2 separate regions of the Homo sapiens genome follow, and region 2 is linked to region 1. The links are chromatin contacts, found by Hi-C or POLR2A ChIA-PET in ENCODE. All regions are on one chromosome and are shown on one strand. The core of a region is the stretch at or near the end of the contact, and the rest is flanking DNA. Distances in the headings are between cores, read along the strand shown. Region 1 has its middle 21 kb from the start of TECTB. Region 2 overlaps TECTB (tectorin beta).

Region 1 (7,033 bases), core at 1,314-3,813:
ATCCAGTCACAAACTTCCCTGCCCTTGTTACCAATAAGCAGCAAATCCTTTAAAAGTAGAGCCCTTATCTGATAGTAGCTGCATGAGTGACCCCAACTGAATTTAGCCCAAATTTCAGATTCACAGATCATTAGCTAAATGAGTGGTTTTCTTCATAAGCCACTATTTTGGGAATGTTCTGTTATACAACAAAACTAACTGAATCAGGAATAAAAGTGAGATTCTTTTTAAACCTTTCAAATTGGAAATTTCTTTTTTGGTATCAATGACCATTATTAATTTGAGCATAGGAAAACAGATCTTCTCTTAGATTTATTTTGGGCATGTAAATTGTTACAACCTTTTGAAGGAAAGTTGATTAATAGGTATAATATGTTTGAGAACTTTATATACATATTCTTTAATCCAGTAATTCCAGTACAATAATGTATCGTTAAGAAAATAATTAGAAATATGCACAAAGATTTATGAATAATGATGTTTAATGAGGTGAGCATTTTGAATGGTAAAGTGGAACTATCTATATAATAGTAAAGAAAACAATACATTTCCAACAATGGAAGATTATTGAACCACTCATGGTGCAATATAATTGAATACCAAGCAATAAATAAAATTAACATTTCAAAGATTATATAGTCTTAGAAAATGCTCATAATTTATTCAATGAAAAATGATACTATAAATCTGTGAACAGTTTGATCTAAGTTTTATACTGTGTGTGACTGTATAAATTGACTGATTATATAATTGCTTGTACAGGGGAAATTGATTCTATAGGGGAAAGAAAAAGAAAATACATCAAAATATTAATAGTGATTATTTCTGGGTGTGGGATTATTGGTGGTTATTTTATATTTTGCACTTTACAACATTTTTGTGATGAACTTATGTTATATTAATATTTATTACCAGAACAGTAAAAAGACTTTAGAAATTCTATCCATTCTTGAAAACCTTGTCAAAGGCCAAACCAGCAAAGCCTTTAATTATCCCTGATTGGGAACAAGAGGAACATCCCCTAGTGATTTGCTCCTCTCTGTGTTGCTTATGACATGCCTTGTATTGCAGTTATTTGTTTACCTTTCTTGTCACCCCACCTTTATGGTGAGTGCTTCAGGGTTGTGCTGTATTTGCCTTGAATGTAGAAAGCACACATTGCATATTTGTTAACTAAAGATGTATTGGATGATTTGTTGTGATATCACATTCAAAATATACCCCATATCAGACTACTTCTCCACCTCAGCTCTGGTCCCTGGTACCATGCTGACCTCATGTCTTATGACTTTTCCTAACTCACAGTCCAGCCATACTGGCCTCCTTGCTACTCTTCCATCTCCCCATACAGGCTCCTGTCTCTAATACTTTTTGCTTCTTGTTATCGCTGCCTGGAAGAACTCCTCCCCAGTCATTGGTGTGGCTTTGTACTCTCTAATCCTCCTTCAAGTCTTTGTTCAAACGTCTCCTTTACCTCCTAAAACACAACGGCAAAACTTCAAATAACCCAACTTAAAAATGGCCAAAGGACTTGAATAGACATTTCTTCAAAGACAACACACAAATGGCCAACAGGTATATAAAAAGAAGTTCGACATTGCTAAGCATCAGGTAAATGTAAATCAAAATGACAATGAGATATCACCTCACACCTATTTGGCTGTTCTTTAAAAACAAAAGATAAGTTGTGGTGAGGATATGGAGAAATGGGAACCTTTGTACACTGTTGGTGGGAATGGAAAATGGTATAGCGGCTATGGAAAACAGTATGGCGGTTCCTTGAAAAATTAAAAATAGAACTACCATATTATCCAGCAATCCCACTACTGGGTATATATCAAAGGAAATGAAATCAGTATGTCGAAAATAAATCTCCACTTCTGTGTTTATTGTAGCATTATTCACCATAGCCAAAATAAGGAAACAACCTAAATGTCTATCAATGGATGAATGAATAAAGCAAGTGTGGTTATACACACATAATGGAATATTATGAAGCCATAAAAAGAAGGAAATCCTGCCATATGCCAAAACATGGACGAACTGGAGGACATTATGCTAAGTGAAATAAGCCAGATACAGGACAAACACTACATGATTTCCCTTATATAATGTATCTAAACGTGTCAAACTCATAGAAACAGAGAGTAGAATGGTAGATGTCAGGGGCCGGAGGAGGAGCAATGGGGAGTTACTATTCAACAGGCATAAAGTTTTGGTTATACAAAATGAGGAAGCTCTGGAGGTCGGCTGCACAACCTTGTGTGTGTAGTTAACTTAGATTTTTGTTGATGGGATAGATCTCATGTTACCTGTTCTTACCACAGTTTTATATATATACATATATATGTCTCCCCTTCTCAGCGAGGCCTACCCTGAACCCCACTCTCCACTCCTAGAACTTCCTTTCTCCTTCTCTTGCTTTGCTTTTCCCCATAGTTCTTTTCACCACTATGTATTTCACTTATTTGTTGTGGTCCACCTCCCTCAGTTAGGAAGGTCTTCAACAGAGCCCTGCACAGAGAAAGAGCAGGCACTTGATAAATATGTGCTGAATCATTCATGTCTCATGCCACAGCCACTGCGCTTTACTCCTCTTGCTTGACTCTTAGGACATAGCTCCAGTTGCAAGTTTAACTTGAACTCTGAGGCCAGGCAGCTTCTTTCAAAACTAATAATGTTCAAGTGGCAAAGTTCAGTTGCAGCAAAGCATTAATTGCTCACGTGAACATCAAAGTTTCCAAAGCCTTGTGACCTTGCTTCCCTAAGACCCAGAAAGGGGAGTCCTGGACATCAAAGGAATCCATCAAGTGTTACCGACAATCATTCCAGCGATGCTGAAAGTCTAATGTTTTCAATGACCCCTGGCCTCTCACTTGAGCAATAAACCCAAAAGTGATTTTCCTCTTCAAATTTCCTTTCCCTAGTCAGACCAACAGGCACACACAGAAGCATGAAATAATGGTGCAATAGAACAGGGCTGGACTAAGAAGTCAGGGAGCTAACTTCTAATCTAGCCTTCTTCACTTCATATCTGTGAGTATGGGTGAGTCCCTTACTATCTGAGCCGCAATTTCCTCATTTTTTAAAAAAAGAATTCAATCTAGATCATCTCCATATACCCACTTTTCTTGCTCTGAAACATTAGTGTTCCATGAAATGCTAAGTCTCTGCAAAGAGGATGCTAGAACCATCCAGGGTTGCATTTCCTCAATTCCTCCATGTGAACCCTGTCGTTTTTCTTCATTTCTTTCCCCCGCATAAAACTACCTTCTGTCATATCGCAGGGCAATTCTAATTATGAGGTTCTTAAGAGGATCTCCTGAGCTTATTCCATCCCTAAACTGGAACAGGCATAAAGATCTGTTGGGGCTCTATGAGTATGAAATGCACTAATGTGTACAAACCATCTGTCTCAGTGCCGGCATATAGCAGGCTCCTGGTAAATATTCATTTTGTCCCTTTCACGTCCTTTTCAGGGTTCTATTCTGATGAGCCTAGGAAAAGAGAGAATGCATGAAACCATTAGCCCAGCCTCCATCTGATCACACTTGCCATCTTCATCTTCAGAAATGACAGCGCAACTGCGTTGCCTTGGTCCATACAATTCCACCAGGGCTTGGTCAGATCATCATGATGTCAACAGGCATTTTGTGGATCATTCCCAATGGCTTTATTTTTTGCAACATATATTCTCTCATTTAATCTTCACAACAGCCCTATTAAATAGCTATCGTATTCCATGCTACAGATGAGGAAATTGAGGAACACATGTTGCTGAGGGTTATCACAAGCTGGTAAGTGACGAGTTGGGCACTCAAAATTAGGTTTTCCAGTGCATAGCTCCTTCCTCCTTCCCAAAGCTGCAGAGTGAAATGGGTTTGAAGGGATGAGTCACTATCTGAAAATGTTGGGTCGACATGCGCCAAGTTGGAGGAGTTAACATTGGCCTGGTCCCTAACATATTTTTCCCTTAAGGGGTAATAATGAACAAACCTTAACCTGTTAAGCATCCGCATGCACACAGTATTACATCTGATTTCTAATTTTTCCAACAAGTCTGAAAGCGAGCTGAGCTCAAAGAGATTAAGGAACCAGCCTGAGAATACCCGGGCAGTAGCTGGTAGAGATGTGGGCCCTACCCAGGTTCCTCTGGCTCCGTGGTTCCCCCTCCCCACTCTGCAATTCTCTCTAGTAATGTCAATTGTTGGGCCCTAGGGGTGAGATTTTACCACCATACCATCTGAGTACCTACCCTGCACAGAATCCTGCTTACCCCATCTGAGTCTCTGGCACAGGAACCAACAGCACGAAGTTGGCCTCAGCTTCACCTCCCATCACCTGAGCACCACCCGAGCCCACCAGTTGCCCTCCCTGCTTCAAACGCATAAGATCCTCATGAGCTGCCCTGCTCACTAGGCCTTGAAATTGCCATATTTTGCATCACTTTCGATGCTTCCTTATGGACAAGGGATACCTCGAGGGCAGGGCTTATGTGGGGTATGTTTCTGTTTGCTCATGGCACCTAGTATAAAGCCTTTCTTATAAAATCCTGAGAATAAATGGATTTAAGCTCAATGCTTTGGGAATTGTGATGAAGCACCCTGTGCTTCATTAACATGTTTCTCCATCCTTGCGTGGAAGAGGCTATGAAATTTAAGGGTTGAGCAGCAAGAAACTAGGTTGTGAGCAACTTGAGAACAGGAACAATGTCTGATTCAAGGGCTAATGCTTAGGCCAAAAGCCCTTCCCTAGCGCTTAGGACCTCGATGAACAAACTTCAGCAAGTCCAATAACTCCCTAAAAATATATGTAAATGTTTTTGAGGATGTTCATTTCTACACTTGTCTGCCGCAAAAACCCAGAGCTTTCATTTGATTGTCAAAGTGTGTTAAGACTCACTGTCCAAGTACATAGTAGATGCATACTCATACATCCAACATATGCTGAATGAGCACTTCCTCAGAACCATTTGCTCTATGGATTGATGAAGGAAGGAAAAGAAGTGTGCAAGGTGCAGACTTTTAAAGTCAGATTCATTTATTTCACTGGTTTTAGTTAAAGCTTTTGAGATACTGTTAGGGGGTCAAGTCCTTCTTCCCAATTAGAGTCCCCCTTAAGTCATTTTAAAGGCCAAATTTTAAAAGCAGCAATATTACACAAGTTTCAGGCTAGAAACCGGGACACCTGAATTCTGATTCCAGAGTTATTACTGATTAGTCAGAGTGGCCTTAGGCAAGTCCCTGAAAGCAGGTGGTTTGTGACACTTCTCAACTTAAAGTCTGCCACAACCCAGTGACAGATGACTTTTCCATAGGAGAACAAATTTATTATTTTTTTAATGTATGGAAAAGTAAAATATAACCATAATTAATAAATGTTATGTTGACAACATGTTCTAGAAGATTCTTTATAATACCATACCCTCCATCCCTCTCTTCCCCTATATCTCTTACTCACCCATGCCTCCCCTTTCATTTCCAACCAAGAAAGCATGTGAGCAGGTGAGGAATAGTGATTCCTCCTAATTTAATTTAAAAGTGAATTGTTTGCAGACATGAGCACTTTGATGGTAGTGTGTTATAGACCCCGGGAACATTCCTCCCAGGACGTCGTGAGCATTTGGAGCTCAAGAAGGTGGAGAGATCCCTGGATTTAGAGTCAGAGCAATTATATAGCAAATCTCAGCTCTGCTTATTGGCTGTGTGACTTTGGGAAGTTAGATGACTTCTCTGTGCCTCTGTTTCATTACCTGAAAAATGGAGATGGCACCCATTATCTCACAGGGTTGTGAGGGTTAAACAAGGCATAGGGTGGAAAGGGCCAATTAGCACTGTGCCCAGCCCACAGATAATGAATTTCAGTGTTCTTCTCCTAATTACTCTCTCTGGACCTCAGGTTTCTGGTCATCAAGATGAAAAGGTTGAATTAGATCTACGTCGGCAGGCCCTATATTGGTTTCCCTCACCTCCTGACTCTAGAATGGATCCCAGCTACCATGGGGGTGAGGCTTTAGTAAGATGAAAAAAAAACAGAGGCTGGGCGGGGTTGCTCATGTCTGTAATCCCAGCACTTTGAGAGGCCAAGGAGGATGGATCACCGAGGCCAGGAGTTTGAGACCAGCCCGGCCAACATGGTGAAAACCCGTCTCTACTGAATACATACAAAAATAATTAGCCAGGCTTGGTAGTGTGCACCTGTAGTCCCAGCTACTCAGGAGACTGAGGCATGAGAATTGCTTGGACCGAGGTGGCAGAGGTTGCATTAAGTTGAGATCGTGCCACTGCACTCCACTCCAACCTGGGCAACAGAGCAAGACTCTGTCTCAAAAAAAAAAAAAAAGAAAAGAAAAGAAGAGACAGAAACCCTGTTAGCAAACAATACATCAAAGATTTGCTACTGAGTTAGCCAATATTATCGAGGGAAACTTCTTAGCAGATGCTTCTCTCTGAAGGACAGGAAAGGTCATCCTTCACCTCTGTAGCAACCACAAAGGAAAAACTGGAAGGAGTGGCCTGTCCTGGCCTTCTAGGCCCCACAGAGAGAATTAAGCAGTTAAAATCTTTGCTTCTCAAACTAAGAGACAGGTATCCTTGCAGGAATGCAGCAGGAGCTAGGGACACCCGAGGCATGAGAAAGCCAGCTTATCTTACTGAGACACTGTATTGTAATTTTTAAAATTATTTTTATTTTTTTGCAGTTTTTTAAAATGGCAATATAAAACTTTATATTTTGCTTTTATTTTTAAAAACACAGATATATTATGATAAAACTGTTTTTATAGATTTTTAAGACCAGGGTAGGGAGGGGGCCTAACCCATTCATATACTCTTATGAGGTAGAAAAGTTTAAGAAACACAGGCCAAGATGGTCCCTAACATCACGTGTGGTTGTATGTCTGTGCCAGCTCCAGGCCTGCCTCTCCAAACAAGACTATCGGAGCTTATCAAACACAAATAACTTAATTAAAATATAAAACTGGGGCAGAAATTTGAAGTTCACCTTGAAAAGAATTAGCTCAAACAGCAAGCAA
Region 2 (7,033 bases), core at 3,424-5,923, 35 kb after region 1:
TTTTGCATAGGAAGAAGCTGAGGCCTGAAAGGCTGACTTGCCTATAGTGTGTCCCAAGTTAGCGGTGGAAGCTCGGGTTAGCCCAGGATCCTTGCCCTTCCATGGTAATGCTTTTGTCTCTGAAATCTAATCCACAGGCTGGGCGCAGTGGCTCACGCCTGTAATCCCAGCACTTTGGGAGGCCGAGGCGGGCAGATCACGAGGTCAGGAGATCGAGACCATCCTGGCTAACACGGTGAAACCCTGTCTCTACTAAAAATACAAAAAATTAGCCGGGCGTGGTGGCAGGCACCTGTAGTCGCAGCTACTCGGGATGCTGAGGCAGAAGAATGGCGTGAACCCGGGAGGCAGAGTTCACAATGAGCCGAGATCGCGCCACTGCACTCCAGCCTGGGTGACAGAGCAAGACTCCATCTCAAAAAAAAAAAAAAAGAAAGAAAGAAAGCTAATCCACAGAGCAGTTCAAGATTGTTACTAGGGTTGAATGAACTCAAGACTCAGAGAATGGAGAAATCAGCCTCCTTTGAGTAAGTCAAACAGAAACACTGCTGTTATTCCTAACAGCTCACCCAGCATGTCCTGATGAGAATGGCAGGGAAATATCCCACATGCCAGGCCAGTGATCAGAACCTGCTGTTACTGTGCTCACATCGTGGTGTTGACTCCTTGCTGCCCCACTGCACTCAGAGAGTAAGACCCAGTGTTTAGTTTTTGAGGTTTTTTGTTTTTTGTTTTTGACAGAGTCTCACTCTGTCACCCAGGCTGGAGTGCAATGGTGTAATCTTGGCTCATGGCAACCTCCACCTCCCAGGTTCAAGAGATCTTCCTGCCTCAGCCTCCAGAGTAGCTGGGATTACAGGGACTACAGATGCCTGCCACCACACCCAGCTAATTTTTGTATTTTTAACAGGGACAGGGTTTCGTCATGTTGGCCAGGCTAGTCTCGAACTTGTGGCCTCAAGTGATCTGCCTGCCTCAGCCTCCCAAAGCGCTGAGACTACAAGTGTGAGCCACAGCGCCCAGCCAGCCCCAGTCTTCTTGATCAGCCCCCACAACTTATCTAACCTCACCCCCACCCCGCTCCCCACTCTCCACCCTCCTGCCTCACTTACTTGCTCCAGCCACACTGGCCTCCTTGCTGTGCTGCCAGCCACAGTCCTGCCCCAGGGCCTTTATCCTGACTCAAGCATTCTTCCCTGGATAGCTACATGGCCCCCCTCCTCACTTCCTCCAAATCTTGCTCAAATGTCACATCCTCAGTGAGGCCTCCCCAACCACTGTATTTAAAACTGCAACCTGCCCTTCCTCACACTCCTGATCTTCCTTATCCCACTCTGCATGTTTTATAGCTTTTCTAGATAATGTCCTATGGTCTATAGTTACATATTATATCATTTACTTACTTACTGTTTGTCTCCCCTGCTAGAATATGCCAGATCATTGAAGGCAGATATCTTTGCTTTGTTCGCTAACAAAATCCTGACAGAGTCCATCGTCAGTGCCCAACACATAGTAGTTGATCAATACATTGTGGTAGTGGTTGTTATTGTTGTTGATGATTGTACTGGGAATCTGGGAATCTGATCCTACACTTCCCAACCCACGCTGAAATCTGCTCAGGCAAAAAGTAGCAACGAGTGAGGGCAGAGGCGGGTGTTGTATGTGCTCAGTCCCTGTGTCCTTGGGCGATTCAGTATAACACAGTGCCTTAATATCCCTGAATTTCACTTGTTTTCCATTAGTGAAATCTCATTGGCATAAATGAGACATACAGTGTGTGTCTCACTATAATGAGCAAATCTAGAATACGTGATTATATGATGTCCTCATCCCTTCTAAGATGGCATAGTGTCTTAAGACTTAGAATTTCTCTGGTCTTGGAGGATCACTCTATGGTCTCACCTGCTTATGTCTTTGGGTTGATTCTCATCCCCACCCCATCCCAATTCATCTGCTCCTGGTAGACCTAGCTGCTCAATCTGAGAGTTCATAATGCCCAGTGTCAATTTCCTTCCAAAGAATGCCAAGTTCTCCATCAAGAAAGAAGCTCCCTTTGTCCTGGAGGCATCCGAAATCGGTTCAGATCTGTTTGCAGGAGTGGAAGCCAAAGGGTTAAGCATTAGGTAAGTACATTTCCTCCAAGTTTATATGTTTAAATGCAAAGAAAAAAAAGACTAGCTGACATACTTTTTAATCATCAGATGTTTGTAGGCATAAGATTCTCTGTTTCAAAGTGATGCCATTTTGTTTTATTTCCAGGTTTAAAGTGGTCTTGAACAGCTGTTGGGCCACCCCCTCGGCTGACTTCATGTATCCCTTGCAGTGGCAGCTGATCAACAAGGGGTAGGTACACTATCTAGAGACAGGGCTGAACAGTGGAACCAGGCATTTATCGGGCTACTTTGCTCTGGCTTGGGAAAGCTTGGGAGGAAGAGGTGAAGCCTGCTGGAGTTACAGCAGTGACACCATCTGTGGTTCCAGGCAAAGAACAAATACTAAGAAACAGGACATAGTGCATTCTAGGGGCCAGATACTGTTCTGAGAGCTTTACCTTATATTAACTCCTTTAAGCCGTACAACAAGAAAGTTAGTTTTACTATCATCCCCATTTTACAGATGTGAATACTGAGGCACAAGAGAGGGTAAGGTCTCATATTAAATGTGTGTGTGCGCATGCGTGTGTGTGCATGTGTGTATGTGTGCAAGAGGAAGTGTGCAGGCTGAATTCAAATCCAATTAGTCTGACAACAGAACCACGGTGATGATGACTAAATTAAATAATCGATATCAAAAGCTTAGCAGATGGTACTTGCTAGATAGTCCAACCATTTTAAATAAGATCATTGTTTTTATTACTAATTAAGTAGATAACCGGGAGCTTTTACAATTTGGAGTAAAGCACTAAAGTAGTACTAGAAGTGCGCCCTAGAAAGGCAATGCTGGAAGTCATACACAGGATGGTTTAGAAACGTGCATGGAAGGGAGAAAAACCAGATTAGAGGCCCTGGCAGCTATTGTGCAAGGGTGATAAGACATGAACTGCTATTGTAGCCAAGTGAATGGAACAAGGTAATAAAAAGTAGGGAGATGCTTCTGCAGGAATGAGAAAATGTAGGAACTAATCAGATAGGAGGTGGAGGAAAGGACAGCGCAAGAAATCTGGGGAGTAATGGAAAAAGATGGCTTTGTGTTCTTAAATCTGTGGACTACAAAGCTGAGGAAGAGTGTCTGGATTTGGCTGTTGGAGAAGGAGGTTTTTGGATAAGGAAATATGGATTCTCGCTGAGTTCACTAACAGACATGTTAAGCTTCAAATGATGATTGTCCAGAAGTACTTAGAATTGTACTATTGGAAATTAGAGGAGAGACAGGGCTAGACAAGAGATGTGGACATCATACACATAATTAGCAGTAAACAAAGAAGAGATCATTCTCTAAACAAAGCATGTAACAGACCAATGTGCCTGTGTTATTCTCAGAACCCATCAGGCCAAGGAAAAATTAATGTCAAGGATAAACATAATTGGATAACAAAAGTGGAGCTATTTTGGACCTCTATTTTTATTTAGCAAACACTTATACAGCTCTTACAATATACCAAACATTGTTCTAGATAGGTGTTTTACAAATATTAATTTATCTAAATGTCATTAAACCCTCTCTAAAGTAGACAGTATAATAATCATTATTTTATAGAGGAGAAAACTGAGGCACAGGTCCAGAAATGTGCCCAAGATATGGAGCTAGTAAGGAGAAGGCCTGGGATTCAGACTCAGTCAGTGTTACCTCCTGAGTGGCCTGGACAGGACAGGCTGGCCGAGGCACACCTGTGCAGCCCAGCAAAGCCTCCTGTAGAGATGGCAGCTTAATCTGGGTGTTTACCTCACATCTGCCATTGAATGATTCAATTCATTCAGCCTCTGTTAGCAATGGTGCAATCAAATGACTCCAGGAATTCTGAAATAACGTATTGACCTGCAGGGACCAGAAATTGCTATCAGGCACTGGGAACCTCTCTCAGGCAATGGTCACACTAGGCAAAGGCTTCTGCTACCCCTGGAATCATCTCTCTGCAGGGAGTTCTAGTGCCGTTGTTCCCATCTGGCAGATGTGCAACATGGCTGAAAAAGGGATGCCTGTGGCTTTGGGTGGTCTGCACAATTGTCCTCAAGCTCTAGTGTACACACAAACTGTGTAGGGTGCCTATTACGTATGCAGGTGTACTGTAAACCTACCAGATCAGAAGGACTCTGGGGAAACCCACGGAATCTGCATTTCAACACAGCCAGATGTAAGACATCCCGACCCATTTCTACATTCTTCCTAGTTGACATGGCACCTCAAAGTTGGAGATACATGCACAAAGTTCAGTGCCAAAGGGGAGAATGGAAAAGTCCACTCCCACAATCTCCAGATGATTTTTGCTCACAACACTGGGCCCCTTTGGAAAAAAAAAACCCAGTTTGCAAAAGTTCCTGGAGAGATGGCAGGAGATATATCATAAGGAATTTCCCTGTACACATGGATGCCCCAAAAGCAGCATACTTATCTCAAAGAGCAATCTGACATGGGAAAGGAGGCTCATGCAGAGAGGGCATAAAAGCCTCCTGTGGGCTTCCACCATCTAGAGGCAGCTGCCACTGAAGTGTGGGTGCTGCAGCTGGTGCCAAGAAGCAGCAGTGCCAAGGCATCTAGATCTGCCTATTTTTTGCCTCCTCCCCACCCCCTGACAAAGCTCTGCTTACATTATTTTCCACTGGCTGACCATGCCTGGGGCACTCTGGCTGCAAAGAGCTATTTTAAGAACTCCCATCTTGAGTTCATACGAGGATCTCGTGTTTATTGACAAAATGATCCTACAGAAGTCTTGTTTCACAACTTGGAAAATGCCACAGTTTCATCACTGTTCAGAGCCCACCACACACAGACCCGGCTCTGACCCCTGGTCCAGATACAAAGGTACAGCATTCCCTCACTTCACTCCCTCACTCTCACACTTGACTTCCTTAGTGCCTGCCTTTAGCTTGGCCCCCCGTTGTCTGTTTCTGAGGGAAAAGGGGTGGGGTAGAGAACATCATGAAGGTTCCCTGGGGTAACTGGACCGCTCTCTGGCGTGTGTGCCGAGTTTACCATACAAGAAGAAAGATGCTTCAGAGTTGCATTAATCTGGGGCCTGCTATGGTGCTATTCAGTGGTCTGACGCTTTCGAAACATAGACCTTTTCCTGCAGAGCGACAGACCCTGCTACCCCGTGCTACCTGCAGATAACAAACCCCCACAATAGTGTGGGCTTCTCTGTACAGTCCCAAGAATGGTTGCGTCTGTTTCCAACACCTAGTTAAAGGAACGGCACTTAGGTCATCAGTCTTTGTTAAATGAAAAAGTATGTTTGCTGAAACTAGGGTTTCTCAATGTTGGCACCTTGACATTTGGGGTGGGACCATTCTCCACTGTGGGGGCTGTGCTGTGCACTGTAGGACGTTCAGCAGCAGCCCTGGTCTCCGCCCACTCACTAGATACCAGCAGCACTTCCCCCAGCCTGGACAATCACAGTGCCAAATGTCCCCTGGGGCACAAAGTGGACCAAGCGAGAACCACTAGCTTAAATAAATGCCCATCTGTGTCATTTTTTAAACTGAATTATTACCTTTGAGACGTTGGAATATCATACAAATATTGTATTCTCATTATAGAGAATTTGGAAGAATACATAAAAATACAAAGAAGAAAACCAAAAATGCCCATAATTTTATCCCTTTGTATCAGCCTGTGTTAACATTTAGACGGTATCCTTCAGTCATTATTTCTGTGCTTATATTAAAAATGTGACCACATTTTTACAAAAGTAACTATGTAGATATATATAATTTAAATAATATACCATAAATACAAATTTTCAATGCAAAACCTCACAGTTCACACACAGAAATGTGTTGGGTGTGACTTGAGCTTAGGCAGCTGTGGCAGCAGGGGCAATGCTGCACCTGGTGCCATTGTCCTTACTTTGTATGTCCCTCAAGGGCTGGACATATTCCAGTCCTCGGAGGGCCTTATCTCCTAGGGATTTTCTTTCTTTGGGACACAGGTGTAACTTACTAAAAGTGTGACTCTTATAAGTCACTCCCCTCCCATCGTACCTTGTCTATAGAATGAGGACAGTAATACCCATCTCCTAGCTCATCAACTTGACCTCACAGTTGTGAAGATCAAGTGAGGTGCTGCTAATCAAAATGCCTGGGAAGGTTAGAGGTCATATAACCACCTCGGGAGCCTTGTGTGTAAATCGCTCAGCAGCTCTTGCTGGAGTTCAAGGAGATGACAGTTCACTCTTCTTTCCCCATCTGCCTCAGCTGCCCCACGGATGAAACCGTCCTCGTGCATGAGAATGGGAGAGATCACAGGGCAACCTTCCAATTCAATGCTTTCCGGTTCCAGAACATCCCCAAACTCTCCAAGGTGTGGTTACACTGTGAGACGTTCATCTGCGACAGTGAGAAACTCTCCTGCCCAGTGGTGAGCTGCCTCTCTCCAGAAGGACAATGTTACCTAAAGGGTGCCAGTATTGGAGGAGCTGGAGTTTGAGTGGGGAGATCATAACCAGGCCAGGGCAGCTGTGTGCTGAGGACATCTGGAGGAAATGGCACTGAGTATAAGGGCAGATGCTCGTGAGGGCAGATGCTCAGGGCCCTATCTGCCCTGCCTCCAACAACCCACATGGTCTGGCATGTGTCGCCTAACCTGCTGGGACCTGCTTTCTCATCCTTAAGCAAAGTGTGTTAAGTAATGATGGCCCTTCCCTCATCAGAGGGCAGTGTAGGTAAATGAAAGTGATAACAGACTTGGAAATACTTGGAAGAAGTGAAAAGGGCAAGGGAAATTCAAGGTCTAGGTGGCAGGGACAGGCCGTGGAAATAACTCAAAAGGTGGGTGTTTTTAGTCTTGACTGAACAGCCCGAGGGTTCACCTCTGTGACTTCAGAGAGATGCTGCAGAAATTCCCGACACTGGATCATGGCTGATTTGACCACGTGAGA

The links. Hi-C counts contacts between places; a loop is a spot of excess contacts on that map. ChIA-PET counts read pairs that join two places held with the same protein, here RNA polymerase II (POLR2A). Pooled maps may share reads with other maps.
Region 2: a loop to region 1 is called in a map of HepG2, with 7 times the contacts of the local background. The contact joins two enhancer-like sites. A Hi-C loop is called at or near these places in 2 of 168 maps with a recorded cell type or tissue (Caco-2 and HepG2) and 1 of 50 pooled maps. POLR2A ChIA-PET finds 5 or more read pairs at or near these places in 4 of 52 experiments (A549, HepG2, activated CD4-positive, alpha-beta T cell and 1 more).

Annotation. Positions count from the first base shown.
Region 1 is chr10:112,258,793-112,265,825 of GRCh38, forward strand. No RefSeq gene overlaps it. Among named protein-coding and RNA genes, the nearest start is that of TECTB, 21 kb to the right of the region's middle. Within about 2 kb of position 2,564, at least 3 of the 41 ENCODE cell types and tissues checked have a DNase peak (open chromatin) inside an H3K27ac peak, as active enhancers do.
Region 2 is chr10:112,291,719-112,298,751 of GRCh38, forward strand. TECTB (tectorin beta) reads left to right here. Exons shown (of 11, transcript NM_058222.3): 6 at 2,020-2,123; 7 at 2,260-2,343; 8 at 6,351-6,513. Among named protein-coding and RNA genes, the nearest start is that of MIR6715A, 4.4 kb to the right of the region's middle. Within about 2 kb of position 4,674, at least 4 of the 41 ENCODE cell types and tissues checked have a DNase peak (open chromatin) inside an H3K27ac peak, as active enhancers do.